2 separate regions of the Homo sapiens genome follow, and region 1 is linked to region 2. A link is a loop called in an ENCODE intact Hi-C map of the cell type or tissue named here. Cell type or tissue: IMR-90. All regions are shown on one strand. Each heading gives the region's core, and the rest is flanking DNA. Links, peaks and the distances in the headings are about the cores only.

Region 1 (16,101 bases), core at 6,294-14,293, 100 kb before region 2:
AGAGGTGCTGAGGGTGGCATGCCTAAAGAAGACATGGAAGCTCCACGTACCTCATCCCCATACCTTGCCTTGTGCATCTCCTTCCATCTGGCTGTTCCTAAGTTGTGTCCTTTATAGAAAACCGGCAATTGTAATTACCAGTTTAACAGCCTTTCTGAGTTCTGTGAAGCATTCTAACAAGTTATCAAACCTGAGGAGAGGGTCAGGGGAACCCAGTTTACAGATGGTAGGTCAGAAGTACGGAAGGTCCAACACTTGCAACTGCTATCTGTTGTGCGACTGAGCTCTCTAACTTGTGGGAGCTGACACTAATTCCAGGTAGACTGTCAGAACTGAACTGAATTGTATGATACCAAGTTGGCAACCAGGGAGTTGGATAATTGGTTGGTGTAAGGAAAAAACCCACACGTTTGGTGTCAGGAATGTTGTATTGTAAAAATGGCTCAGCCATAGATCCCTAACTGGCAGATTTGGCATCTCAGGTGGGATAAGATCTTGTCTGTACCCTTTTGTTACGGTCCCTCTTTTATCTTCCCACAAAATGGGTACACTCAGAAAAAAGGAGCAATCTGAGCATTACCACAAACACCTGATTCTTGCCTGCAGGCCAATTCATCATTTCTACCAGCATATCAAATGCTCTCAGACTGCAGGGAAGAAGATCAGGAGAGAACCTGTAAGTTGGTGATGAATCACACTGGGTTCTTTCACTAATTTTACTAATTTGCTCTGAAACCCTATTGTGATCCACAGCCAAAGGAAAAGAAAATTTCCATATCAGACAGTTTATAATGCCTTGTTCTATTCATTTCTCCAACCAACATTTATTGAAGGTCAGCTAAATATTTCAACTTTGCTCTCTCCTTTTCATATTTTTATAAAATCTGGCAATACCCAAATATGCTAGCATTCTCTAAGGCCAAAGTCTTAGTTCAGGCTATTCTTTTGGTCTTTGTTTCCTACTTATTTGTGTATGTTAAATTTTCTAACATTCGAAATTATGCTTCAGATTCCAACTCAATCTCATGTATATCTTCATGTAATAACTAAGCTTGCCTTTCAAACAAAAGTTAATGTATTGGTAACTGAAATTTTGGAATGACTCACAAAGTGACTGAGATGCAATGGAATGGAAAAGTTGACCCAGTCAGTAAAGAAGGCAAAATAGGAGATTCATGTCTAGGAGTTTGTCTGGCAACAACAGTTACCAGTTACTAACACTAGTTAATCTGGATATTTCAGTAGTTCACTGATAGATATATATATTAATAGGTGTACTCTAGCACGTACAAACACACTGGCTAAAGAGACAATATAGAAAGGACAAACAAATGGTAAATTCCTTCACTTTGATTACCAAGCTGCTAGTTTAGCAAAAAAAAGTTATACCTTGATTGTAAATCATTATGAAATAAAACTAGTTGTTTTTTGTTTTTGAGACGGAGTTTCACTCTGTCACCTAGGCTGGAGTGCAGTGGTGCAATCTCTCGGCTCATTGCAACCTCTGCCTCCCGGGCTCAAGTGATTCTCCTGTCTCAACCTCCCGAATAGCAGGGATGACAGGCACCCACCACGACTCCTGGCTAATTTTTGTATTTTTAGTAAAGACAGGGTTTCACTGTGTCAGCCAGGCTGGTCTCAAACTCCTGACCTCAAGTGATCTGCCTGCACTGGCCTCCCAAAGTCCTGGGGTTACAGGAGTGAGCCACTGTGCCTGGCCATGGTTTTTCTTAAGAGTACCTACTTCATGCTCCTCAAGATGCCAAGCTTGCCAATTCTTTCACATGTTAACATCACAGAAGAAGGCACACTGATTAAACAATATATTTTCACAAATGCCATGGTATGCCACAGGGAAGTATAAAGGAAATAATGTTTCAGAGACAACTGCATTAACTGTAGTTTTATTTAAGGACATTTTAGAGATGTGCATGCCAGCACACATACTTATAATGGATACCTTTTAAAAATAAGGACATCTCCCTTATAAAATCTACTGATTTTACAAAGCAAAACAAAACCAAAAAATTACTAAAGATAACCAGGATAATTTCAAGGAAACAGAAGCATCAATCTTTACAACGCAGTGACACACTGAGCTATAGCCAAGTCTGACCTTGAAAAATTACTTTAGAATTATTGAGGTATAGCTTGAGAAGTTAGAAACTGAAACCAGGACACAGCTACTAGTAATTCAGGTGAGTTTCCTTTTCTCACTTTGTAGTTAAAATGACTCCATAAGCAGAAGTGGGAAAGCAATTAGACACATAATTATTTTGTCCCCGTATAAAATTTAGTTAAAAGCTGAAAGCCAGAATAAGATCTGAAACTGAAGTGAGCTGCTTATATGAGCTTGGGAAAGTTTCTTTTTTTTTTTTTTTTTTTTGAGACGGAGTCTCGCTCTGTCGCCCAGGCTGGAGTGCAGTGGCGGGATCTCAGCTCACTGCAAGCTCCGCCTCCCGGGTTCACGCCATTCTCCTGCCTCAGCCTCCCAAGTAGCTGGGACTACAGGCGCCCGCCACTACGCCCGGCTAATTTTTTGTATTTTTAGTAGAGACGGGGTTTCACCGTTTTAGCCGGGATGGTCTCGATCTCCTGACCTCGTGATCCGCCCGCCTCGGCCTCCCAAAGTGCTGGGATTACAGGCGTGAGCCACCGCGCCCGGCCGGGAAAGTTTCTTAATCTTTGATTATCAGTTCTCTCATCTGCAAAACAGGAATGGCAGTAGCCACCTCATGTAAACTGCTTAGCACAGTTCCTAGCATAAAGTAAGCCCTCAACAGCTTAGATTATTATTATCACAATTAAATATCATTCCTATACCCCAGAATAAGGAAAGAATGCTCAGAATGGAACTACTAATTATTCTTTTAGTATCTGTACTATTATTTATACTTGTATAGCATTAACATTTTCAAAGCACTTTCATACACATTATCTCACTTGATCCATGTAACTCTGACAGAGGCTAGAGATAATCACCAGAGAGGGTTAGACAAATCTGACAAAGGTCATAAATTAGCAAATGATAGAGCCAAAGTTAGAACTCAGATCCTGTCTATTTAAGGGATCTTTTCATTTTACCATTGAAGGGGTAACAACAGTGATAAAAAGCTCTATTTAACGGCTCTTTACATTATGATTGCTTCCATAAAGGATTGCTGACTAATTAGGAATACTTAACAACACTAAGAAATCAAAGGCAAGGAAGCAGCTCAGAAAAAGGAACACAAATTAAAAGTGAGAGTGGATTTTTATTATCACAATAGGTCAATGATCTTTCATCCAAATTCCCTGGAGCCAGAAGTGTTTTGAAACTCAGAAATTTTTCAAATTTTAGAATAATGAATTGTATACAGTGTATATTATATAATATCTCCAATACAATACCAGTAGCACCTGAATAAAATATATTAATATTTCTGCAGCAAAATGTGTGAATAGGCACATTAAGTGGGATAAAGACTAAACAGTTTCTCTTCAGAATGGTCAGGTTTTGCCACCAAATTAGTAGTTTTATAAATTGACCCAATTCACAATAAGCTTTGGCTTTCAAAGTTGCAGGAAAGGAATCATGGAACTGCACCACAAAGAGTTTGCACACAGCTATAAATTAATCAATAAGTAACTTTCAGGCAATTTGTGGAGAGGAATACAATAACAGATAAAAGCATCAGAGATGGTTTATTCGTACAGCTTTTCAGAAAGCAAATAATGGGATCACAAGATTAACAATAAAAATTAAATGAGTTTTCATTGCATAATGACGACTTTAAACAATGATTTAGATAAAACAAGTTACAGAAGTTGGAAATGCTTTGTCGCACTAGAGATTTGATTTGTCTCATGAGAGAAAAGGTACAGAGAGGAAGAAACGGAGCTAAAATTTAGGAAGGTGAGAGTGGGAGGGAGTGGGGGTAGGGGAGCAGGGAGCAAGGAGCCATGTCCAAAGATACTTTGGTCAAATGAACATGATTACACTTAGGATACAGGAGTGGATTTAGAAAATGTTCTTGACTCCAGAGTATACATTAGGAAATATTAGGGGAAAATGTTGACAAGAGCCAAGTATTAGAAAACCAAGAAAGACAGGAATTTAATTCTAATATAGTGGTAGGCGATTACAAATTACTAACCAGTTTGTGAGTAACTGAGGCTATGGTCCCCCAAATCCTTCTGAAACTTAAATTCTTTCCTTTTAGAAATGCTATGACCATGTAGAAACGAAAATTCCAAACTTTAAGGAGCATACTGGAGAAAGGATGATAATTTTTATGAATACACAGAAGGCAGAAGTAGGTAAATTAGAAGATAGGATTATAACTTAAATTTTTTATGACAAAAACTTGAAACAAGACAAAATTATAAGAAATGTCAATTATGGATGGTGTAAACATAAATGAATGCTGTTTCATACAATTCCCTGCTCTTTTCTCCATTAAAAAAAAAAATCCCAAAATTTAAAAAAAGGAAATAGGTGGTAGTATTAAGAAAAGCTTCCTGAAAGGTTTGGCTTTGGGCTGGGCACGGTGGCTCATGCCTGTAATCCCAGCACTTTGGGAGGCCGAGGCAGGTGGATCACCTGAGGTCAGGAGTTCAAGACTAGCCTGACCAACATGGCGAAACCCTGTCTCTACTAAAAATACAAAAATTAGTCAGGCGTGGTGGCGCATGCCTGTAATCCCAGCTACTCAGGAGGCTGAGGAAGGAAATCGTTTGAACCCGGGAGGCAGCGGTTGCAGGGAGCCAAGATCATGCCGTTGCACTCCAGCCTGGGCAACAAGAGCAAAACTCCATCTCAAAAAAAAAAAAAAAAAAAAGTTTGGCTTTATACCATTATTTGAAAACACAGAATGAAATAGCCAATAAAAATAGTAAAGCATGTATGTGGGGACCAAAATCAGAGACTGCTAAGAATCAGTGATTAGTGCCATAGCCATAGTCTTTGGTGGTGAAGATAATAAACAGCAAGGATCAGGGCAGTGACAAAGCACAAAATCTGGAAGCACCAATATTAAGTTTCACAGACAGCATCTCTTTCAGTAAAGAGATACGCTGAAGATAAAGGCTAAACACAAGTGAAATTTCATGAATGATGCCATTGAAAAGTTATGAAAAATAATAGAAAAAGAAGCTAAAAGCATAATCAACACAAAAGGATACAGGAAACACAATAAACATTAAGACTCCAACAAAAAAGGACCACAAACATGTCAGAATAACTGGAAGAAAAATATGGAAGCAGAATGTTTTAAAAGTCTAAAGGGAACAGACTAGAAAAGCACTTTTGTTCAAAACACATTCTGTATGCTTGTCTAACTTGAAATTGACATATTCAGTAAAACGTCTGTGAAAGTACATATCAAAGATACTAAATATGAATCAAAAAGAAGTGAGGGAATACTAGTTTTTTTAACCACATCACCTAATCTTCCTGATCTTTCAGCTTAGTTTGTCTTTTAATGCTGCTGTCTGACATCTCTCACATACTGGTCTTCTGTTATTTAACTCTTTGTAGAGGTTATTAAACTTACCATGTAATATAATAGTCTTATAGCAACCATACTGTAAACTTTTCCAAGGTAAGAAACATGTAGGATGATATGGTTTGGCTCTGTGTCCCCATCCAAATCTCATCTTGTAGCTCCCATAATTCCCATGTGTTGTTATAGGGACCCAGTGGGAGATAAGTGAATCACGGAGTGGGTCTTTCCTGTGCTGTTCTCATGACAGCGAATAATTCTTACAAGATCTGACAATTTTAAAAACAGGAGTTTCCCTGCACAAGCTCTGTCTTTGCCTGCTGCCATCCACATGGACGTGACTTGCTCCTCCTTGCCTTCCACCATGATTGTGAGGCTTCCCCAACCATGTGGAACTAAGTCCAATTAAACCTCTTTCTTTTGTAAATTGCCCAGTCTCAGGTATGTCTTTATCAGGAGTGTGAAAAAAGGCTAATACACAGGATTTCTTTTTTTTATTTCCCAGGAAACCCAGCACAGAATCTCACACTAATTTACTTAACAAACATTGAGGGCCCATGCTTAAAAGGTGGCTAACATGCCACAAATTACATACAAAGACAATGGCATTCTGGTATAGGAAATGATAAAGAGTCATATTAAATGATAAAGAAATGAAGGCTAGTACCAAAGCCTTCATTTATGAGCCAGCAAGGGCAAATTCAAAAGGAAAAAAAAAAAATCCCTGGACAAGAAAATCAACATCAAAGAACACAGAGATGTTTTCACAACCAGGAAATTTTAAAAGCCAATATCCATAATCATTGAGGGACTAAAAATTGGAAGGCGAATTTTTTTTTTTTTTCTGAGACAGGGTCTTGCTCTGTTATCCAGGCTTGGCAGTGGTGCAATCTCGGCTCACTGCAGCCTCTGCCTCCCAGGTTCAAGCAATTCTTGTGCCTCAGCCTCCCGAGTAGCTACGATTACAGGCAGACACCATCATGCCCAGCTAATTTTGGTATTTTTAGTAGAGACAGGGTTTCACCATGTTGCCCACGTTGGTCTGGAACTCCTGGCCTGAAGTGATCCGCCCGCCTCAGCCTCCCAAAGTGCTGGGATCACAGGCCTGAGCCACCACGCTGGGCCCGACGGGGATTTATAACAATCTTGGGATCTTATTTATAGCAAAAATTTTAGAACAAGGGAGGAGGTATTACAAGACTAACAAAAGTGAGAAATCACAATTGACAGCAGAGAGGAGATAAAAATTAGGCAACAGCAAACCGAAAAAGAACAGTTCAATTACTGCAAACAGTGACTCATGTATCTCAATATTCCCACAGTATGCTATAATAAACAGTATAAAAACTAATAACCAACAAATAATATTGGTGACTGACTCACCAAAAAAAAGTTAGCTTATGTTTAATATACTTTAAAATGATGATCTACTGTGGCAGTCATTTTAATAGCTAACTTTTTTTTTGTGGCAAAAAAAGTATATTTCAGTTATTTGAAAATTTCATTTATACAGAATACCTTATTTTCTAGTAATGTAAAGTTGGTATTACTAATAATAAAGTCACAAGTTAAAAATAGCCTGCAGGTGGCTTGATCACCTAATAAGGAATAAAAGGGCTTTAAAAAACAATATGAAACTGTATCTAAAATATACAAAGAACTCTTAAAATTCAACAATAAGAAAACAACCCAATATTAAAATAGGCAAAAGACTAGCTTGGGTAACCTAGCAAGACCTCATCTCTAACAAAAAAAAAAAAAAAAAATTTTTTTTTTTAATTAGCCAGACATGGTGGTGCGTGCTTGTAGTCTCAGCTACTCAGGAGGCTGAAATGGGAAGATCACTTGAGCCCACGAGTTCAGGATTGCAGTAAGCTATGATCACACCCATGCAACAGTGTGAGACCTTGTCTCAAAAATAAAATAAATAAATAAAAATAGGCAAAAGCTGAACAGACACCTCACCGAAGATGAGAGGTAGATGGCGAATAAACATATGAAAAGATGCTTAACATCATGTATCACTAGGAAACTGCAAATTAAAACAACAATGAAATACTACTACACACTTATAAGAATGGCTAAAACCCAAAACACTGACAAAAAATGCTGGCCAGAATGTAAAGCAATAGGAACCCTCACTCATTGCTGGTAGAAACACAAAATGGTACAGCCACTTGGAAGACAGTTGGCAGTTTCTTACAAAAGTCAACATACCCTTACCATACAATTCAGCAGATACGCTCCTTGGTATTTACTCAAGTGAGTTGAAAACTTAATGCCCACATAAGAACCTGCACGTGAATGTTTGTAACAATTTTATTCATAATTGCCAAAAACTGGAAGCAATTAAGATGTCCTTAGAAGGCAAATGAATAAACTGGTACAGACAATGGAGTATCATTCCGTGATAAAAAGAAATGGGCTACCATGACATGAAAAGACATGGAGAAACCTTAATTTCATATTGCTAAGTGAAAGAAGCCAATTTGAAAAGGCAGCATACTATATGATTCCACTATGTGATATTTTGGAAAAGACAAAATTAAGGAGACAGTAAGAAAGATCAGTGGCTGTTAAGGGTTGAGGGACAGGGAAGGAAGGATGAATAGGTGGAACACAGGGGATTTTGGGGATAGTTAAACTACTCTGTATGATACTGTAATGGTGGGTACATATTATTGTACATTTGTAAATGTACAATATGTACAAAATGTACAGAAGAGTGAACGAACCCTACTGTAAAGTGTGGACTTTAATGTATCAATATTGGCTCATCAGTTTTAATAAATGTACCACACTAATGCAAGATGTTAACAATAAGGGGAACTATGTGTGGGTAGTAGGAGGGATAAAAGGGTATTCAGGAACTTTCTGTACTTTTCCTTCATTTTTTCTGTAAATCTAAAACTGCTATTAAAAATAAAGTCCATATATACAAAAAGAATGATATGAAGATAAAAAATTTGGTAACTTCAAAGGGTCTACATAAAATGAATTTAAGAATTCACAAACATTTAGGCAAAAAGCATAAAAATAAAGCAAAAATGAAATGAAAATTAAGAACAACCCATGCCAGCTGTCATATCAGCCCATGCTTGATCAACTGAGAACTGTAAAACAAACCTGACAGTTGTTCTCAGAGATTTGGATCAGACAAAATCAAAATGATAATGCCAAACAAAATTTACAGATGTTTATTTACAGAAGTTCAACAGAGTATCATGCTGCACACTAAGGCAAGTCTACACAAAATGTTCCTAATTCACATGAGAATCCAGTTAGTGAACACAAAAGAGGCACTTATTCACTACTTAGTCACTATTTTTAAAAAATGATTGGCCCAAACTGTAGTACCTATTAACTGCACACTAGAAAACTAAATTTCTTATTGATAATCCCCTAAATCTAGGTACTTTGTTTGACCTATAAGGTTATTTTAAAAATGGGAATGTGAAGCCTTTTATAAACAGGGCAAGGACTCCTAAGCTTACCACAGGCTCCATTTACACACTGATATTATCTGAATGATCTCTGTAGACATTTCAACGTGACTCCTGAAGTATACTATCCTTGAAAATAGCATGCTCTTAAGATTGAAAAATCTTTAAATAAAGGCAAGAGCCTGGGAATTCCTTGGTAAGTCTTTTAAGAGTTGTACTCTAGACCTTCAAATGTAGCCTTCTCACCTGGGCCATGGGTTCTGCCAGCCACCCAACTGTCAGCCACACAGACAAAGAGCATGCAAAGACTATATAACAGGTCTCTGACAGGAAGAGACTATTCAATCAATCACTCATTCAACAAACATTTACTGAGGACTTCCTATGTGTTAAGCATGATTTCAAGTGGTGAGAATACAATCTAGAACAAAATATTAAAATATTTCTGCTCTTACAGTGATTATATTCATCTACATGGTTACCATACCACTAGGCCCAACATTGTCCTGATCTTTGGATATACAGCAAGGGTAAGCTAAAGACCAGGTTTATTTTATAAAATTAATTTATATAAGTTTCAAGACTGCTATAGTTATCAGTTCTTACCTGGTCCTGTGTTGATAATAACGTAAACAGAGTTTCCAATGCTGCTCTTCGAACTGATGATATAGTGTGATGCAAAAAAGGCCAGACACGTGGAACTAAAACTGTCAGTGACTGCTGAATACTAATAAAGAAGACACAAATTAATCTTACTTATTCTAAGTTGTAACTCTGTAGATACATTATCTAAATATTCTCATGGGATCTAGTGATGCTGACACCATGTGACTTTTTTGATGAATAAATTCTTAAAAGATAATACAGTTTTCATATGAACATTCATGTAACAATGTCATTCACAACTGTTATCGTAGCAACAGAAGAGCCAGAGCAAATGCAGTCAAAAAGAAGGGTAGAAATACTAACATCAGGTTCTTCTATGGCACTAATGCTATGAGTCACCTTTATCAAGTTAGGACTTTCCAATGTAATTGTTCTTAGGAAAATGGGACATGTATCCTAGCTGGTAGTCAGCCTACATGATCAGGATTGCTAATCCTTACTTCTTCCCCATGGCTAACCCCAACGGGTAGATACACATAATTTCCATCTCCCTTTGGTGCCATCTCTGTCACATATCAAATGAGCAAGTGGTGGTATGGTAGCAACTTTGACATTTATTATCCTGGTGTAGCATTACTAAGTTAGGAAAACTCAAATTTCTTCCTTCTCATAGATTAAGTTTTAAATGGGGAAGCAAACAAAGCCAAGTCTAGACTAACTTGGGCCACAGGATTCCTGTCACATTCGTAAGTCATTTGTAAAAGTTACCTGGAACTAGGAAATAATTCATAAGCAGCATTTGAAATATATGGCTCCACAGAAAAAGACATAAGCAAAAAATAATATGCCACTGTATTTGGTCTTTTGTGGTTCCTCCCAGGAGGCCTATCTTTTAACACTATTTTCATTACTTGCAGGTTTGTATGAACACTACCTTCTTGTATTTATTTTCATATTTAGCAAATTTATTTATAAAATTCTAACTTAAACACAGGTACACATAGACATAAAAAAGACACAAAACACATAAAAGCATTATAACAAAGTCTTGTTAAATGTCTAACTGTTCATGCTCCAAATAACATGCTACATTTCTTCTTACATAAACTAGAAGAAAGTATCTGCCAAGTATCACAATATATGAAGCAAATTTGAAACAAAAAAGACGGAAAACTACATTATTTCACATTGAATTAATAGAATTTTCACTATATTCTTTTTTATATTATCCAGTTTTTCTGACACCATCCACTAAGGCCCATAGGCCAAATCCATTCCACCCATTTTTTTTTAAGTAGAAGTTTTATGTGTACACAGGCACGTTCATTCTCTTATGTATTACCCATGTACAGCTGTTTTCACACTACAGTGACAGCTTAGTAGTTTTGACAGACAGACTGGCTCACAAAACAAAAATACTCACTATTTGGGCCTTTGCAGAAAAAGATTACCAATCCTTGATTTACAGTAATGAAAAACCCCTTCATCTTGCAGCTTAAAGAGGGCTTTCACATAGATTAACTCATTTAGTTTGTACAGCTTTCATTAGTAATAGAAACATCAAAAATTAGGAAACCCCATAAATGTACTACCACTTCAATTTTTCTCTTCTTTTGCTTTTATAGGCACTTATTTTGCTATTCCTACTTATAGGCTATCCAACTAATCTAAACTTAGCATTAAAGTACTTCCAGTAGGTCAGTATTATTTGAAATATTTTCTACTTTTTTTATACATCTATGGGTTTCATGGGAAATACTCATAGAGCCAGAAACCACATATAAGCATTTATATGAACATTCACTGAACGCCCTCACTAGGACAAGAAGAGTAATTTTCTCATCTGTGAATTTTTTAAAGTTGCATAATAATTTTTTCTTCTCTGTCTCTAAGGACACTATTCTCTATCTCTAAGGACACTTATCTCTAACAATATTCAAGGGCCAGTCTAAAAGGTAGGGAATATGTTAATTCGCTGAGCTGAGATTCATATATCAGGACAGGAAAATTGGTGACACTAAATTTTTGATGTATGTTTTTGGCTTCATTTGATCTCTGCCTTTGGACATTATATTACATTATTATGTATTTCCTTCATGATAAGTAATTACTGAAATCAAGAACAAGAGTTGAAGACATGAACATTACAAAAAAAAAGTTCACAGAGGGGCAAGTTTTAGAAAATTTAAAGCTGATGTTCGATGATAATTCTGTTAACTAAATGTTACTAAATAAAGCTAAAATTCTACGTTCTAGGACTAGAACTGGAAATACTATTCAATGATTATATTTCTAAGTAAACAATTATAAGACGAACAAGACGATGAATTATATAACTGAAATATCTCAAGGGTAAAAAAAAAATGATCTTTGTAAGCTGCTGCCCGAATGGCTAGAGTAAAAAAGACAAGGCCTTCTGAAAACGGTAGTCTTTGGCATCTCCAGCTTAAATAATATTATTCTTAAAGGTGCTAAAATATTGTTATGTTTAGGCTGAATTATCTCGAAAGGTATGTAAAGACTTTTTACTTTATTCCACTAATTAGAAATAATTACCTGCATTGTTGGACCTGAGGGTAAGTTAACAAGGATGAAAGGAGAGTCATAATACTATTTGTTGAAGCTGTTAGATCATCTAATTCCAGAAGAGCATCCCACAATGTATTTATAATGAAGGGCACCTATAAGATCAGTTTTCAAGAAAAGTTATCAATTTTGCACAAAATACTCACAAACCCTGCCAAATGGTATCCCAGGGGTCACTACTGATTCAACAACACATGCAATTCCAATGACCTTGGACGGTGTCAATTTTGAGTAAAGTTAAGGAGGTCACACTATTTGCCTTTAACAATTCTCTATTCCTTCTTTTTAATGCCATTCAACTCTACTTTGATACTTCCCTGCCTGACCAGACTCATAATGGGTAGAATTCAGAAAATAAAAGAGCCACAACTATTTTATGTAAAAAACTTAACAGTGAAAACAACAGAGCATCGAGACACAAGACATGTTCTTCTATGTAATTTTACTGCATTTAAAATGGTACTAATCATCATAAAAAAAATTTAGTTTTTAAGCTCTTAAAATACTGCTTACTGTACTTCTAACTTTGTGTTCTGATTTTGATAATAAGGTGGAAAGTCAGCCAGATCTTTAAAAAAGTCATTTCAAAAAATGAGACTAGAGGGGTGGGTGTGATGAGTCACACCAGTAACCCCAGCACTCTGGAAGGCCAAGACTGGGAAGATCTCTTGAGCTTAGGAGTTTGAGACCAGCCTCGGCAACATAGGGGGACTCCCCCATCACTACAAAAAATAATTTTTTTTTTTTTTTTTTGAGACGGAGTCTCGCTCTGTCGTCCAGGCTGGAGTGCAGTGGCGCGATCTTGGCTCACTGCAAGCTCTGCCTCCCGGGTTCACGCCATTCTCCTACCTCAGCCTCCTGAGTAGCTGGGACTACAGGCGCCCGCCACCATGCCTTTTAAAAAATCAGCCAAGGCACAGTGGCATGTGTCTGTAGTCCCAGCTACTTAGGAGGCTGAGGCAGGAAGGACTGCTTGAGCCCAGGAGAGTGGGGCTACATGTCATCCACTGCACTCTGGCCTGGGTGACAGAGTGAGACCCAAGAAAAGAAAGAAAATGTTATGTGTATATATAGATTACACAGCACTTATTAGTTAATAATTAATACTAATTAATAATTAATAATGAGAGGAGGAGAGGAGAGACAGGGAGGGGAGGGGAGACTAGATTTAAAAAAACAATCCAAAAACTAAAATCAAAACAAACAAAAATCCAATATATCTAAAAACCAGGAGTAAAATTAGGAAGAAATGGCTGCATTCTTCTCAAGGAAGTTCCCTATATATTATGTACATGAAGGGAAAGTAGACAAATGGATCCAATTCACTCTTCCAAAGTACAATATATAATCAAGATTGCATGCATCAGAGGGCTGTTGTTAAAAAAAAAAATTGAAGATGAAGGAGAAAAATGTACACAATGTATTTTCTAATACTCCATATCCCAAATGAAAACAAGCTCTATAGTAAGAAACTGTAAAAATATTTAATTTACCTTTTGTGTCTGAAGATAGACAAGGCTTTCTACTACAGGCACTAATGATGCTGCAGCAACAGCTCTGACATCATCATCAAGATCCTGGAGTCCTTCAATTATTCTAGTTAAAACTTTAGGCAATAAAGTATTAATTACATCCTGTAAAACAGTACATGAAAATAAATTAATTTTCTATTCTACAGTTACTGTGCTTAAACATTTTAAAATTTAAATTTGCCACATGACAGCTAAATTCCAATATTTATAGTCATGCACTGCTTAACAATGGATACATTCTGAGAAATACATCAGGCAATTCTGTCATTCTGTGAACATTATAGAGTGTACTTACACAAACCTAAACAGTATAGCCTATACCACGCCTAACTATGTGTGTGACACAGCCTATTGCTTCTAGGCTACAAACCTGCACAGCATGTTACTGAACTGAATACCATAGGCAGCTACTAACAAAATGATAAATATTGGTATATTTAAATACAGAAAAGGTACAATCAAAGTACAGTATTATAATCTTATGGGACCACCATCATATATGTGGCCCATCATTGACTGAAACATCATTATGACTGTACCTACTAAAAAACAATCACATAAACAAAAATGTAACATCAATAGAAGCCTAAGTAATCCCATTTGAAAAAGACAAGGGCATCAAGTACTTTATTCAATGAGACATAAAACATCAAAACATGTTTTATACGTAAGACTATGAATTCTCTGTGTGAATACACACACACACAAACCCCTCTGCCAGAATCCTAGCCTCCATATCTCATTCAATGCCACCGACAACCAAAAGGAAAATGAGAGAAGAGTGAAAGAAAAGCCATACCTTCCCACTTCTCATTATTCCAATTTAATGTCTTTTCATTTCCCCCAACAGACCAGGCCCCAGACATTACTCCTGTGATCATATACTAGGAATCTCACTGAGAACTGGTTTCACTACGAAATAGGGATAATATTTCAAAAACAAATAAGGTGCTTTCCATTTCCATATAAGTCTACTGTTATCTACAGAGGCTAGAGTGCAGAACACAGAAAAAAAGGTTTTGTTTATGGGGGTAAGAGGGTGGCTGCCAAGGGGAGAAGAGCACTAAAAGGGGCAGGAAAAGCAAGGAAGGGAGCAGAGGGAGAAAAGAGTTGGACAGAGAGTTCAGGTCTCTCAGCAGAATCACGAATGCTTTGTTATTGGCAGTTAAAGAAGGGAAAAAAAAAAAAAGACAATCTTAGAAAACTTCAAAAGGCCTTTGAGCTTGCTTTTTGAGACAGAAAGGGAGGTTCCAATCTGTTATACAGTGAGCATGGGAAGAGAAGAAAAGCTGGCACAAAGCATTAAGTAGCCATAATGGATAGTGAAATGCCTATATAGGCCAATGCCTAACACCCTGACAATGCTGATCCTAACTGGAAAGTATTACGGGAAATTAAACTGGTAAGAAAAGGTCCTGGTCTCTCTCTAGCTCCTCATTCATAATCTCTCCTTTACTTCCACGTCTCTTCTTTTTCGTCAATACTCACTCTTTGCTGACCCATTATGTTCAGAGTCAAGACAACTATTTGTGGAAGTCCCTAATTCTGTCACTAGATCTATGGTGGAGAAGCAGGGAGAAGGAGAAAAGAGATGTTTTACTGGCATCTCATATTGGAAATCAGAATCAATTTTTCCACAAAAATATTATGTGTATATATAGATTACACAGCACTTATTAGTTTAGTAAAGGACTTTAGATATATTTATATATGAAATAGGCTTTTGTGGGCCAATCTAAGAACTGAAGTCCTAGCCAGAATATATCAGAGTTTTTAATAACCCACTAAGGGAACATAAATGTTCCTGAGTAGGGGACTATCTGCATATGCAGGTATTTTCATCCTAGATGATGTATAACATTACACTAAACACTGTTCTATAAGACATGCCATTTAGTTTCTAGTTCTAGTACTAACTAACCTTAACTAGTTTTGTGACCATCAGCAAGGCATCTAATTTTTCAGAACTTATTTCCCTATATGAAAATAATAAGACTACATGCATTTTCTTCTTCTAAGCTTTGTCATAAAGGATTAAAAAAAAAAAAAAAACACTGACAGTTTATGTAAAAAGTACATGACCATACAGATTGTCTGCTTTACACTTTGATGTCTACTCCTGTATGTATACTGCATAACTTGGCACCATGTTGTATAGCCCTCAGAGCATGTATTCAATATTTAAATGAGTTAAAACAGTAAAACCAAATCATGAAGAGCACTGAATTAACTGTAGCAATGGATTAAAAAGGAAAAATAATCTTTGAACTTAAAGAGCAAACAATGTAACTAACCATCTTTTGATTTATACTTAAATTCTTATGAGCGCCACCTATCTCTATGACACTCTCTCAAGACGGCAAATCTTGGAAGACTGGCTTCTCTGTAACAGTAAGAATCTACGGCCATTTCGTCTAATTAGTGAAAATAAACTATAAGGGGGAAAAAACT
Region 2 (16,101 bases), core at 4,770-12,769:
GGTGCGCACCATCACACCCAGCTAATTTTTGTATTTTTAGTAGAGATGGGGTTTCACCATATTGGCCAAGCTGGTCTCGAACTCCTGACCTCGTGATCCACCCGCCTTGGCCTTCCAAAAGTGCTGGGATTACAGGTGTGAGCCACCGTGCCTGGCCTTTTCTCAGAGATTCTATGCATAATCAAATATACATGAGTTTTTTTTTTCTTCTTCTTTTTCTTTGAGACAGGGTGTTGCTCTGTTGCCCAGGCTGGAATGCAGTGGTGTGGTCACAGCTCACTGTAGCCTTGACCTTCAGGGCTCAAGTGACCCTCTCACCTCAGGCCCACCTCTAGTAGCTGAGGCTACAGGTGAACACCACCATGCCTGGCTAATTTTTGTTTTAAATTTTTTGTAGAGATGGAGTCTCATTTATGTTGCCCAGGCCGATCTTGAACTCCTGGGCTCATGTGATCCTCCTGCCTTGGTTTTCCAAAGTGTTGGGATTATAGGAATGAGCCACTGCCCTGGCCCTTTCTCTTCTTGTTCTGTTCCTTCTTTTTTCTTCTTTCCTCCTCTTCCTCCTCCTCCTCTCCTTCTCCCTTCTCCCCCCTCCCCCTTCCCTCCCCCTCCCCTCCTCCTCCTCCTCTTCTTTTTCTTACAAATGGTAGTATACAAGACATTTTGCTTTATTTTTCTCTTGACAATATATCTTAAAGATACTTGCAGGTCAGTATAGTGTTACTTCAATCTAAAGGGGAATTTTCTAATCATACTCTAGTGTGGTACAGTTGTAATCATTCTTTTTTTTTTTTTTTTTTTGAGACAGAGTCTCGCTCTGTCGCCCAGGCTGGAGTGCAGCGGCGCGATCTCGATCTCGGCTCACTGCAAGCTCCGCCTCCCGGGTTCATGCCATTCTCTTGCCTCAGCCTCCCGGTAGCTGGGACTACAGGTGCCCGCCACCACACCCGGCTAATTTTTTGTATTGTAATCATTCTTTTAAATTTGTTATCATCCAGCTAGAAAACAATTTAACGTCAGTCTGGGATTCTCGTAAACTCACAGACTGAGAGTTGGAAGAACTTGTAGAGGTCACATCTGTTTCTATGATGTGTATAATTTTGGGGTTTGCAATTTTTATTTGCACTTCCTCTCTTGAACTATGATATGGGGAGAAGAAAGATAAATCAAGAAGGTAGAAATTGAAATGAAGCCTCATGTGCTCTGCACAATCTGACTTGCTAAGTCCTGGTGGATTCCTGGAATCTGTCACTGGGCTCCTCACAGCTCTCCTATCCTTTTCAGCCTTCACCTATTTTACACGTTGGTTTTCAGCATAAGATTTTGTTAGGAATAAGGACTTGGGTCAGCTATACTCCCTTGGATTTCAGAAGAGGGTAGTGATGGCCAGAAAAGTTGAGCAACTTGTTCAATTCACCCAACTGCTAGAAGCAAGACCAGAACCTGAGTCTACCAAGCAATTCCCACATCTTTGTCTTCTCACGCCAGGGTTTTTCTCCATTCAAGTTTGCCTGACAGGTGCTCCACCTTCTTAGGACAGTTAACGGAGGGTTTAACGAGCCCCTCTAGATGACATCTGTGCATGTTATCACCACCTGAACCCAAAGAACTGCTTAAAAAGTGGACATTCTGGGCACTCTGGCAGAACCACTGGGAGAGTGTTAGGGGAAGGAGGCAACAGGTAGACATCTGTCTTTTCCAGCAGCACAAAGGTCCAATTGGTACAAGGCCAAGAAAATACCAGATCAAAGAGCTCACAAGAATGGTGAATCAAAACAAAATGCTCCTTGTCTAGGTGTGTTGCATGGTAAAGTTTGTTCCTGACTTAACAATGTTTAGACTTAATGATTTTTCTTCTTTACTGATGGGTTTACTGGGATGTAACCCTATTATAAGTCAAAGAGCTCCTTACCACTTACAATGGGATTACGATTTCTACTAAATCATTAATCCTAACTCATTATAATTTCTATTGAATAATGCTTTTGTGCCATTCTTAAGTCAAAAAATTCTAAGATGAACCATCATATCACTAGCATTAAATGCATGTTTGACATACAATATTTTCGATTCACAATGGATTATTTGGACCTAGCCCCATGGTAAATCAAGGAGCAACTGTATAAATATTACGTCTGGAAGTATCTATTTTGTGTGTGTGTATATATATATATTCTTGTATACACACACAGACTCACACACACACTATATATAGAGTACACACACACTATATATATACACACACACACACACATATATATATAAGCACACACATATATATATATCAAATTTAGATGCCTTTATCAAATGCCTTTCAGAATTCAGGGGGATTGTTGTCTAATTTTTGCCCTGTCAGCTACTGATAAGGTGAATTATATTATTTTCTTTTTTTTTTTTGAGACAGAGTCTCACTCTGTCACCCAGGTTGAAGTGCAATGGCGCAATCTCGGCTCACTGCAACCTCCGCCACCTGAGTTCAAGTGATTCTTCTGCCTCAGCCTCCCAAGTAGCTGGGATTACAGGCATGCGCCACCATGTCTGGCTAATTTTTTTTTAATTTTTAGTAGAAATGGGGTTTCACCATGTTGGCCAGGCTGGTCTTGAACTCCTGACCTTGTGGTCCACCCACCTCAGCCTCCCAAAGTGCTGGGATTACAGGCGTGAGTCGCTGTGCCCGGCCTATATTATTTTCTAGGGGTGAACCAGCCTTGCATTTTTGGTATAAAGTCCAACTGGTCATTATGTATTAGTTTTAAAAAACAGCTTTAACATTTCCATCACCCGAAAGCTCACTCATATCCATTTGCAGTTTATCTATATTCCTACTGGTATTATTCTGTTAATGTTGTGCTAGATTTTGCTTGCAATTAACATTTTGTGCATTAATGTCCACTCCTTTTTCTCTCACCTTGTTGAAGCTTGATATTAATTCTATATGTATTTATTAAAAAATTGGAAACTGTCTACACTCTTAGAACAGTTTAAATAACATTGGAGTTATCTATTCCTTAATGTTTTGTAAGACTCTACCATGAAACTCCCTGGGTCTGGGAATTGTTTGGGGATAGCTCTTTGACAGAATTCTTTCTTTCTTTTTTGGCATCTGGTTTGTTTAGACTTGCTCTCTTTTCTTGGGTTAGTTTTAGTCATTTGTGTTTTACTAGAATATTACCCTAGGTGTTATCTCAGTTCCCAAATTTATTTGTATGGAGTTGAGCAAAGCGGTCTTTAAAATTTTTAAACATTTTTCTTTGTATTTGTGGCTACTTCTCTATCAAAACTTTTTTATATTGTAGATTTCTGATTTTTCTTGATTACCTTACCTATTTTATTCCCTTAAATCGCTAGTTTTTACATTGACTGCTTTTACCTCCAAAGTTGTGTAAGAAGGAAGGCCACTCTGTAAGGAGGGGTGACCTTTTAGTGAAGGGGACAGCTAACCCAGGGATTCTCACCCAGGGCGATTTTGTCCTCCAGGGGACATTTGGCAATGTCTGGGATACTTTTGGTTGTCACAAGGGGCAGCTGTACTATTTGCATTTAGTGATTAGAGATCAGAGATGCCACTAAACATCCGACAATGCACAGAATAGCCCCAACAAGTAATTATCTTCCCAAAACGTCAATAGTGCCAAGGTTGTCCTGAGACTGATCAGGATGGGAGCTGGGAAATAGATGTTTGAATTTCACTCTCTTCCTAATCACCCTCCAACATCCGGCTGATACTCCCCTTGGGTTAAAAGGGGAAAGCCAGAGAACAGGGAATCTGTCCATGTAGCCCATCAAGATTAGATTTCTGGGGCAAAAAGGAGGCTGGAGAACTGTGAAGAGTGGAAAGAGAAGATAGTCATTATATAAACATTGTGATCAGTGTTGTGTTCCTTCGTATGACTCGTGAAGCCGCTGAGCAAGGGTTTCTCTCCACACCTAGATGTCGGAGGAATTTCTCATTTTACCAGTAATGCCAAATGGATTTCAAAAGCACTCACACCAACAGCAATGTATGGGATCCAGATCCGAACACCTGCATTGCTAAGTTTTTTACTTTTGTCAGTTCTGGCAGGTATAAAATGGTACCTTATGGTACCTAGTTTGAATTTCCTTGATTACTAATGAGGCTAAGCGTTTTTTGATGTTTATTGAGTTTCCCATTTTGAGAAACGCTTGTTCACACGCGCCCCCCGCCCCGCGTTTTTCATTTTTTTCTTGTAGTTTTTAGTATATCCTGAATATAAATTATTTGCCCTTTATGTGCTGCAAATATTTTCTCACACTTTATGACTTGTCTCTTTACTTTCTTCTTAGTGGCCTTTGGATTAACAGATGCTTTTAAACTTAATACAGTCAAATTTACCAACCTTTTAGGGTCAGTGTTGTTTGAAGGTCACTTAAAAAGTTCCTCCTTGAATGGCGTGAACCTAGGAGGTGGAGCTTGCAGTGAGCCGAGATCGCGTCACTACACTCCAGCCTGGGCGACAGAGCGAGACTCCGTCTCAAAAAAAGAAAAAAAAGTTCTTCCTTATCTCAAAGTCATTAACAGTTTCTTATATTTTCTTTTAAACCTTTAAAATATTTTGCTATTCACATATGTCCTATATAAAATCTATGTGAAATTTATTTTTGTGTATATATCCAGATATGTATTTTTCCATGTGGATTACCAGCTGTCCCATTACAATTTATTGAATAGTTCCTCCTTTCCTCAGGATCTATAGTGCTACTCTGGTATATAAAAAGCCCTTATAAACTCTGTTCAACTGGTCAAAGACTCTACACCTATATCAATATCACACTATCTCAGTTACGACAGCATTAATTCTATTCTTCATCTCTGGTTCTCCTGCTTTATTTTTCTTCTTCAGGTGCGTCCAGGATACTCTTAACCTTTTACAGATATTTCCTGTTCACCTGATTCTTTGACATATTTTTTGGGGAAAAAAGTGCACGAGTCACCTGTTATTCTTATTTTTATTCGACTGGTTCATTTGTATTACCTTTCTTCAATCTTTACACTTCGATTTCTACTCTTTTAGTGATTATCTTTGAAAATTTAATATGCATACTTGACTTAAAGTCTAAATTTCATCAGCATCTTAAAGCTTCTATTTCCCATACTATTGTCAACTAGTACTTTCATTCCACCTTGTTTTAAAAATCTCAAATCTATTACTTGTGTATTGCAGACAATGCTTATTATAGTGCTTTAAATAGTCCTGTTATAAAATTCAAAAGGAATAAAAGGATATACAGTTTAGTCTTTCACATCTGATCCCAGTGGCACTGAGGTTTCCTTCCAACAGTTCACGTGTATCCTGAAGGAATTTTATTCATAAACAAGCAAATGCATGTTGTACTTTTTCCTACGTATACAAATAGTAGCAAATCATACAGATTGGTCTTGAATATTATTCCTTATCAGTTATATTATTTCAGCCTTTTTACTGACATGTTTGCCGATTTCTTTGTGCACTATGCTTCTTGCATCCTGCTCTTTTGGATTCAACTGCTTTCTTTGCTAAAGAACAATCTACTAGATCTCTCAGCAAAAGAGCAGATGCATTTTTCATCCTCTTTTTTAAGTACTAGTTTATCTGTGTATAGAATTCTAGGCTAACAGTAGTTTCCTCAGCACTTCTAAGTTATTTTGTCTTCTGGCTTCTGTTGCTGCCACTGATCTGCTGTCAGTGTATTAATCCTTTGTCTTTTCTAGTAAGTATTTTTTTTCTTGTCTTTTGATGCTCTGCAGTTTCACTATGTCTAGTAGCAGACTTGCTTTTATTCATCCTCCTAGGTGTTTCTTAAGCTGCTGCTTCTTTAAAGATTCATATTCTCTATGAATTCTTGGGTATTTTTCAAGTCTCTTCCCTCCCCTATTCTTTATGTTGTATCTCCTCATTCTATTCTGTCTCCTAGCCCTCTGTATTTCCCATCTCTTCTCTCTGTGCTACAATCTGTGTTTTCCACTGTATCTTCTAGTTCCCCAATTCTATCTTCAGATATGCCCAGTCTGTAATCTGTTTGAGTTTTTAATTTCTAATTACATATAGTTCTAAAGACTTACTTTTTCGAAGACTTTGCCTTCTTCACAGCGTCATCTTAATGGTTTTAATGATTTCTTTTATTCCCACCCTCAACCCAATCATTTTAAACAATATTTACTTCACTACTTTGTGGGAGGTGCTAATCCTCCAAGATTGTCTCTACTGATTTGTGCTTACAATACACTGTTTTGGATTTTTGATGAGTTCATCTGAGTGAGGCTTTTTTCTAGACAAATATGATGCAGACTGGATTATGGGTATGTCTGTCTGTGTGCTCATATCAGTAATTTTAAAACAGATTCCTGTGGGTTAGGGATTTATATACTTTATATTTTGAGCTTCTTAAGATTTCATTAGAATAAAGGAATTAGTGGCTAATACATCTTGCAGTTTTAAAATTCTATGCTCTATGTTTCCGTGACAAGTGGGAAAACTCAAGCCATTAATTCTGGAATATTCAGGGAAATATTAATTATAATAACCAGTTACTGGCAAGTACAATGCTTAGTAGCACAGACAGAAAATCATTTATTACTTTCTACAACCTTATAAAGTGTTATAAAAATCTTAAAAGGTACATAATTTGTTCAAGATCACAACGATGGTGAGGGGTAGAATAAAAATTAAAATCCATATACATCTGACCTTACAGCCCAATCACTTAATCACTATTTATTCACCCAACGAAAAATTTACTGAGGAACCCTATGTGCCAGATATGCTAGGTGCTAAGTCTACTGGTATACAAAGCAGATGTGAAACCTTTCAAATTATCTGTGAAGGATCAGTTTCTTTCTAAGTTTCCAATCCATTGCAGGCCAATATTTCAATTAAAAATAAGAAAAATAAATTACAGCAATGTCTTGCTATAAAAGTTTTTAAAAGTTTACCCTTACTTTTTGTATTCATATCTCCATGGGCTGGTAACAATATCAGTTCGCAGACCAATCCCATCGGCAGATCACACCTTTGTATAGTGCTGCTTTGTAGTATGTGGGCATACTGCTTTGAGGGGCTCTGTATATATTTGTGTTACGGAAATGACAGCTGTGGGTGGGTGACAAGGTGGAGACATCACTTCTAATAATAATGGCTTTATGTGAAGAGCAGTAATTAAGTATTTTAGGTCATAGCCTGTCTAAACTAGTCAGCACAAAAGGGCAGGAGGTGTGGAGACACAGGAGACAGGGAAAGGCATATTACAATTTAATTTTATAGAAGTCTGACAGTTCTCCTGGTGAAAAATGAGTACCACCACTACTTGCTTCCTTTGTCACTCTAGTCCTGTAATAGGACAGCAGGTAAAGGCACAGTCAGGAGTACTGACTATAAGAGCTCTGGGAAATCTGCATGCTTTCTTGCCTCATCAACCTGCAAACAACTGGATCACAATAAACACCCGAGACTGGCATGCATACTTGAAATAGCAGCAAATACTTCCATATTACCCTAAATGAAGCAGGAACACAGAGCTGCTGAAATGTATTTCAAAGCCAAAAGACTTAAGAATTATTTGCACCATCATTCTCTTATTATGGAAATCAGGGAATTGCTCACACACAAGGAAACTTAACATACTGAAGTCTAATATACATATGCGATTACTCTTTCTTTTAATAGCAATAAATACCACTAACTTTGAGATTTGGAAACTTATTAAGAATGTTTTCATATGACACAGAAATAAAAATATATTCCTTTTTATAAGTTAAGAAGATTAATTTCCCAGGAATGAGCTTTAAGGTTTACCAGTTGTGCTGAATAGACTAAATGTTGAAAGCATCTCACAGCTACTTTCATTTTAATGAGCAAGTACAGCTACAATATTCAATATTTCAAACTTCAAACTGCATTCTTTATCACTATTAGACTCAGAACTACATTGTTTTCCTGCAATTGTGGTTTATTGTAATCTTAATTCATTTTCTCAAAGACCATTCAACACATTTATACTATTCCAGTAATTACCATGCTACCCAGAAAAACAAGTGAACAGTTTTATTAAGAATTAAATGAGGGTATGGAATGTGATACAGTACAAGTAAGACACTGAAGATGGGTATAATAGTACTACTTGCACAAAAAGTTAAATTTCACTTCAAAAAAAAAAATCACAAGACAAAAGAAAAAGCAATTCCATCATTATAAAGTAAGCTATTTCATGCAACGTACTAATACTCCCCCTCCCCCCAAAACCCCAACTTCCCAACAAACAAAAAGCTATCTGAAAATGCTGCCATGCTAACATATGAACCACGGTATATTCATTCATGGAAAAACACACTCATTAAGCAATGGATTAGATAAAATAACACAGTTTGCAGTATTGTAAACTCATAGACCACAATGATTTCACATGAAAAGCAATTCCAGATTCACTCATAGGGTGAGTAATATGGGCTACATAGTTGAGAGATAATGTAAATATAAACCCCATTAATTCTCTCATTATCTTCTAATTATAAAACCTGGAAGCTTAGATAATCTGAAAAATTCATATAAAATTTGGCATACTCCACTTGTGTTCCAAGAAATGACTTTCGGATATTTGTAATTATTAGAGAGCTGTATAAAAAGCACTTCAAGATCAGGATTTGACTTCTTAAATAATGATCATAATTTACATCACAGAAACAACTCCAGAAATGCATTTACTCTGATTAACTCTTACTCAGGACAAGGAACATGATTTTCTAGCACTTTATGTACAAGTTACTGCAAAGGGCCAGTTAATTTACAGACTGAATAAAACGTAAAATAAAGGTGAACTGGTACAGACAGTGATGGGGAATGTCCTCATTAAGTGAGTAAAGATCTTTCCTCGACTTTGAAGGGAGCTAGAGTCAACAAATAAAAGAGATTGCCAAGCCATAATGGATGTATGTCTCTGTAACAAGATGCTTAAGCATGCTTCCTGGAAAAGAGTTTTATATTAGAAAATAGGAATGGCATTTTATGGGACAGCATTTCCTTCTATAGCTGCCAAACTGAGCACAGGCGTGGTCACCATATGGTGCACAAACTGACAGCATATTTCCAATTGGGCATAACATCATGGAGAGAAAACCCAGGAGCAAGAAGCACCTGTTTCACTGCACTTGCCCATTCAGGAGGCCTGGAGGGGACTGAGACAACTACATTTTATAGTTCTGGGTTAAGTTTACCCATGATGTATAGATTGGCTATAAATACAGCAATAAAACCAAGTAAAAAGAACAGGAAAAAATATACTTAGGATAAAAAACTACCCAGTCCTGTTTGTGATTTTTTTTTTCCCCTTTAGATTTAAGGTAATTAGAATAGATTGGGAAATGATTTAGGATTACCCTTCCCACCCTGGAAATGTAACATCCTACTTATGTTCCATGAAAAGAACACAATAATTGTTCAACAGCAAGATTTAGTTTCTCTAAAAAACAGGAGCACTTTGCTCTAATTTTCACAGAAGGACTGCAGAAAATTTTCCAACATGAAAGCTAGAAATTGAGGCCAGTAAAGAAGCTTCTTTAGTAATCAGGACCTATCATAGTTAGAGCTCTTTGGAATGTGTCTCATACATACAAAGGTATCACAAATTAAATCTTCAGCATATTCATAAGTTCTTAAATGAGAAAGATTTCTAATGACAGATAAAGGCTCCCATCGGCAAATTAAATCTGATAACTCAATCTTTCCCAACTAACAACTGAACATAGCCTCTGGAATCAAATGTAAAGATCACTCAATCATGACGATGTAAGATGAAGTATAGATGAACAATACATATGAAAAAATTTTGTAAACCGCTGCAGTTCTAAAACAGATTTATATTACAAAGCAATGTAAATAAATACTGGGCTAGTACAAAAGCTCTTATTTACAGTTTTACAAATGAAATTGTATTCAGTGTAAATGCTGTGTTTTAAAGAACACAGTATTGTATTAGTAAAATTAGTTCTGTTGAGGGCATTACAGTTTGTTAGAATCAATGCATAACATATAAAAGGTTCAAGTTAACTCTGTTTATAATTTAGTACAGACAACCCAGTTTAACCTGGAATGGCATCTGTTAAAGTGCTGAAAAAACAGGAAATATTTAGAAAACACTGTACATTATTAAAGCTTTATCAAGTCAGAATGTTAAACTTCGTTCACATTTTTATCCTTTTGCCACAGGCCTGTGGGCAAGATGATTTTTTTTCAGCAAAGGAGTAAAACGTAGAGGCCACTGCTGCTTTGATGATTTTAGGTTCAGTGGAATTAGTTTCTTAAAATAACTATTTATCCATCGACCATACCTTCAGGCCTCATAATCTGGTAAGTAATTAAATACTCAGGATAAGCCTGGAAGAGAAAGATAAATTCAAATAATGGTACAAAAATTTTCTTGAAAGATAAACAGACTTTCCGGAAGTATTCCTAATCTTAGGGAGGAGGTTCTAAATTACTGTTGTAGATCAGAATCATCTAGGGACATTTTCTCAAAACATCTTTACCCTGAGTACAGTTCTTCAGATTTTCAATCAGCAAGTCTAAGATGAATACTAAGTTCATAAGTATCAGATAAGACTAAAATCATGTCTGATTTTAGTAACTGCGGTGATTCCGATACCTACTCCCAGTTCACAACACTGCTCTAGAACTACTTTTGGCTCTCACTGAGAGCAAAACACAGTTATATACTTCTTTGCTATGGACAGGCTGTTAAATACAAGATTTCAATTATTTATAAGAGCTAAGAAAAATCCGGAACGACTGGCGAAATTTGAATAAAATCTTCTTGTTTTTAGGAAATTTACAATTGAAATAGTTAATGGTAAAGGGACATGCCCTGCAACTTACTCTCAAACAGTTCACAAAAAAATAGGTACACACACAAGGAAAGAAGGAGAGAATGGTAAGAGTAAAAAAGAGAACAAAATATTAACATTTAGGAAATCTAGGTAAAGGTTATAAGAAAATTCTCTTTACTATTTTTGTAACTTTCCAAATCTGAAATTATCTCCAAATAAAATTTTTAAAAAATCCAGTTAAGGCAATATGTCTTGTCAATTCAAGAGATTAATAAAAAGTTAAAGTATGCCTCCCTAGCATTTTTGAAGATGAACAAATAAAACTACATTACCTGTTCTCCTCTGTAAATAACATATTCAGCTAATGCTAGGCCATTTACACTGGGCCTACCAGTGACTGAGTGATGACCTGGAGGAGAATGTGCCATTTTCATTGCACTGAACTGCAGGAAAGACTTTCCCAAGGTTACCCGGCAAAAGAGCAGCTGCCTATAAAACGAAAAGGAAAAGATCACCCTGAAGTCAAATTTGATACATAAATATGACAATGTGTGGACACGGCATAAGTTTTAAAAAATTATTTATACATAAATACTTATAATTGTTTTTATCATTTCACCCCTAAAAGAACTTTTTAAGAATGTCTTCTATTACTCTTATTAATGAAATAATTTGTCAATTTAGTTAGTCCTTATTTTAACTATAAAATCTGAAAAATGTAATAACCTTATAGAGATACAGACTCTACCACCTTGTTTGTATCTCAGCAAAAAACAAAAGTCACTGGCCAAGTGGGAAGGAGAAGGTTTAGTGGACTTCCATTAAGTGGCTTGCAAAGTTGGACACATATCTAATTAACTCCAGTTGATTTTACCTTCAAAATATATTTGAAATCCATTTACTTTTCTTAATTCTACTGTCACTATTAAGTCAAATCACTGAAATATTCACCTGGACTATCACACAATGGCTTTCTAAACCAGTCTTCCTGTTTCTTCTGTAATTCCTGTCCAAACCTTTCCCATCCAACTAATTAAAACAAACAAAAATTAGATCAAGTCACTTTTCTGCTTAAAACCTTTTAGAGGCTGTCACTGTACTTGGGAGAAAATCCAAATTCTGTACAATGGCTCCAATTTCTTGAATCTCATTTTATGTTCATTATGCCCCATGCACATTAGTTTTCTTTTCTTCACAAAGGCCAAACTTGCTTTATTAATGGTCCCCATCCACAGAATTTTCTCCACCATTGGAATGTTATCTATTTTACCACTCTTCCACTGGCTGATACCCACTCAATTTTCAGACTTCAGCTGAAATGTTACTTCCTTAGATAGGAAGTAAACTGGTAGTCTCCCCTCACCACCAGTTTCAGTAGATTACCCTCTCACTCCTCTCAGGCATGTGACTAGCCTTTCTTAGTTTCAAACAACCTTTTAGTATTAACGTCATTGTTTCTTTTTAGAAGATAACAGGAGATTTCTGTAGACCAGTTGATGGTTCTATCTTCCAAAGAAGAGGGAGGTATTAGAATGCTGCTTATTACTAATAATCAGAACTATTTAGCCTTCAGACCATATATGACAAATAAAAACAGCAGTGTTCAATTTACAGGAAATTACATGCCTCCTAACCACTCCAATTTATGATCTAAAATAGAAGTGAGTGGGACGTCATACATAGGAGGGCCTACTGTGTACTACCTATGCAGGCCTAAATTTAGAGGGGTAACAGTAAGAACAAAACAAACACAAAGAAAGAACCTGTTTCCCTCCATGACTGCAATTCTTCAGCTCGGAAGCCCTTTGAAATCAACTGGGAAGCTTTTAAAAATTCTAATATCCAGATCATGCCCCAGACCAATTAAAAGAGATTCTGTGAGGGTGGGACACAGGCATTAATAGTTTTTTAATATTCCCTGGGTGATTCCAATGTGCTGCCAAAGTGCAAAGTACTGCTCTAGGGGTTTTTTTCTAGATCAGTGGTCAGAAATACAGTGTCACATCTGGGAACTTGGTAGAAACTCAAATTCTAGAGTCTCATCCCAGATCTACTAAATCAGCAACTGAGAAGGTGGAGCCTAAGAATCTGTGATTTAAACAAGCCATCTAGGTGACTCTAATGCATGCTAATGCTTGATAAACTACTGCTCTGTATATTCAATAAGCAGTGCCCTAACTGTCGAATAAATCTCAGGAATTAATCTTACTGGATTTTTCAAGTGGCATTACTTTTTGCCTATAAGGATTTTATAAGTTAGGGACAAGTTACTTAAATGATTTTTAACAAGTGAGTTAGAACAGGTAATTAAAAGTGGAAAAAAAAAGTGCAAAGTAGTTATTTGATTATTATTTCCTTTCAAAAAGGATCAATGTTTTAATTTCAAGTTCTTATAGTAATATTGCAAATTGAGGATTAGGATCGTATCACAGTGGAAGAGAGGCTCAGGCACTGCCATCAAATAATTAGATTTGACAAATAATGCCATTTTAGCATTTGAATACTAGATTTTTAGAGTCCACAGAGTCCTACAATACTCAAGGGCTACAATAAAGCCTCTTTCATGCCTAATGTTACTTTCTACTCAGTATGCTTTAAGGCACCAGATATTCTAATGATTAAATTAGCCAAACAGGTCAAGTGCTTAAATTATAATTGGCCCATACGGATCATTTAATAAATATTAGCTATTATTACAATTGGTGAGAGGGCCAAAAGCAATCTAAAACATGCCTAGCTTGCATTCCTAAGACTGTCCAACATAATGCTTTGCCCTCAAAAATGCAACTAGTTCTTATCTGATTACCACCAAAATAAATGAGAACAAGTGATCTCTTACCTGTGGCAAATGTAACAAGATCTGTCTTTGTGAACTGGACACCCAGTACCTCCTCCAATTCCATATACATATTGATTGCTTTTGGAAGAGTTTTCAGCAAAATAAATGCCAGCTCCAAACATACCACCTATGTACGCATGCCTTTCATCAAAGCCTTTGTGGATAATTGCATTCACAAAAGGAGACCCTGAAACACATATAGATGGGTAACAATAATTTAAAATTTATCTTAGAATAAAAAGTAAAAAACTAGTTTCTTAGAAACTGAATTCTTAAATATATAGCCCAACCATAATAAAGCCAAAACGAAAAAGGGTAACAAGTTAACTGTCAGCCAGCTATTTTAGAATAAAGAACTGCTAACATCAACTAATGTTTCTAACAGAGTGCTGGTTTATGTGCTAAAATAAGGACACAGATTGAACTAGAAAAACAGAGTACTTGAAATATCAGTGTAAGAGTTACCAAATGCCAGACTGCAAATCCATAAAAATCTAAAACCAAGAGGCTCATAATTCACTTTAGATAGCAAAGCTAAATGCAATTAGGTCTTAGAATGATGCCTATGCCTGTGTGCTTTTTTGAAGATACCAAGTGGCCCAAGTAGACTTTCACATTCTTTTTTTTTTTAAATTTTTTTGAGATGTAGTCTCGCTCTGTGGCCCAGGCTGGAGTGCAGTGGCATGATCTTGGCTCACTGCAACCTCTGCCTCCCGGGTTCAAGCAATTCTCCTGTCTCAGCCTCCTGAGTAGCTGGGACTATAGGTGCACACCACCATGCCTGGCTAACTTTTGTATTTTTAGTAGAGACAGGGTTTCAACATATTGGTCAGGCTGGTCTCAAACTCCTGACCTCAGGTGATCCACTCACCTTGGCCTCCCAAAGTGTTGGGATTACAGGCGTGAGCCACCGCACCCGGCCCAACTTTCACATTCTTATTCTCTTTCTTATACCTCTTCTCTTCTATCCTTCCACTTCTGCCTTTCATTAATTACGATACAAGATTCTATCTGCAAATGTGGTGCTTTCCCTCACCCCCTGCACATTGACTTCTCTCTCCTCTTTCCTTGGGAGTGGAGTAGAGTGGGGGATGGAAAAAGTCAAAAAACCACAGCTAATTCATTTATCAAGATCACATTCCCTTTCCACAGACAGACAGGAAAATATACTGAATTCTACTTTACAGAAATACAGATGAATAGAATCATTTTTTGAATTAACTTGGGAAAACCAAAATTATTTATATTACAAATTAGAAAAACCATATTATAACCATCAATTAACAGATAAATAAATATGCTCTGTGTCAAGAGATTATCATGATAATTATTTAGGGTTTTGGAATAAGGAGTGCAACATGTTTAGATTCTGCACATGAATCCATTCTGTTACAGCCATTCTCCCAGGGTATTATGAAATTTACTGTGTTTTAGAGAACTTTACAGGTCTCTAAAATTTTTCTGCAATCAAGGACAAATGAAGAAACAGACTGGAACTACTATGGGTAATGTACTTGAAGCCCTCATAAATACTACATTAATATGTTTAACTTTGCTAAAATTTGAAAGACTAATCAACACCTGCCAGCTTATAATACAAAAAAAGTAGAAAATTCCAAGAAGAATAAGTAATTGTGCTTTCAATTCAATTCTATGGTTTCAATTCTACAGTCATCAGAAACCTCTACAGGTTCAATAACAATGGCTCTTTTCAAATTGTGTGGGTTTGATACTTAGAATCAAAATCAGAATAGGATGTACACCTTCTTCTGAGGTGATTCCCAGGTCTTATTTTTAATTCAATCAACTAGTTAAATGGAAAACACAAAATTTCCTAGAGTGACCATAAGCAAAATTTACTATTTAAAGAAAAAAGGAAAAGATAGTCAACACTCTCATTTCTATTTTTATTGTGGTAATCTTATTTAAAAACAATCCATTATAAAATACACAAATTCAAAAGAAGTTGAAAATATAAATGTGAAAGTTACAGAAATAGTAGGTTTATCTTAAAATACTGACATAAAGAATATACAGGCTTATTATTATTTCATATCTGAACAAAAAAACTATCCTAATGTGGAAGACAGTGGTAGAGTTGGTGGGGAGGAATCTTACCATGAAATAGCATTCGTTCATTGGCATGGTTGTGGTTTTCTTCAGAAACTTCTTTTCTCCGGTGAGTGTATCTTTCCCATAGTTTCTTGTTACAAACCTTCTGAATCTATAAAAAATAAACCAGAAAAATCAAATCTTTAGGAATTACTTACTGACTTCTTCATCTAAACCAAACATGGGACATACATTTAGCTAGAAGGTAGGCAAAACTGTACTCTGAAATATAAAATGTGTTATTTTAATCAACTAAAAATACTTTGTCCCAACCATAAAATTGGAAGTATAGCTACATTTTGGAGATTAAAAAAATTCAAAGAAAAAAAGGCCATAT

What was found. A loop is a pair of places that touch in the nucleus more often than their neighbours do. Peaks named below come from ENCODE experiments on the same cell type or tissue, not always from the same donor. Only the 100,000 strongest peaks of a DNase experiment are listed, where the experiment ranks them.
Region 1: a loop joins it to region 2, with 2.0 times the contacts of the local background. A loop is called at or near these places in 3 of 110 quality-filtered maps.

What each region holds. Positions count from the first base shown.
Region 1 is chr10:91,960,189-91,976,289 of GRCh38, reverse strand. BTAF1 (B-TFIID TATA-box binding protein associated factor 1) reads right to left here. Exons shown (of 38, transcript NM_003972.3): 12 at 13,612-13,752; 13 at 12,089-12,213; 14 at 9,533-9,653. Among named protein-coding and RNA genes, the nearest start is that of BTAF1, 44 kb to the right of the region's middle. In IMR-90, for the core only: no CTCF peak of the experiment used is centred there; no DNase peak of the experiment used is centred there.
Region 2 is chr10:91,857,200-91,873,300 of GRCh38, reverse strand. It overlaps TNKS2 (tankyrase 2), which reads right to left. Exons shown (of 27, transcript NM_025235.4): 24 at 15,771-15,876; 25 at 13,653-13,839; 26 at 11,146-11,302; 27 at 7,826-10,364. The coding sequence ends at 10,302. Among named protein-coding and RNA genes, the nearest start is that of FGFBP3-AS1, 43 kb to the left of the region's middle. In IMR-90, for the core only: no CTCF peak of the experiment used is centred there; a DNase peak (open chromatin) is centred at 8,370.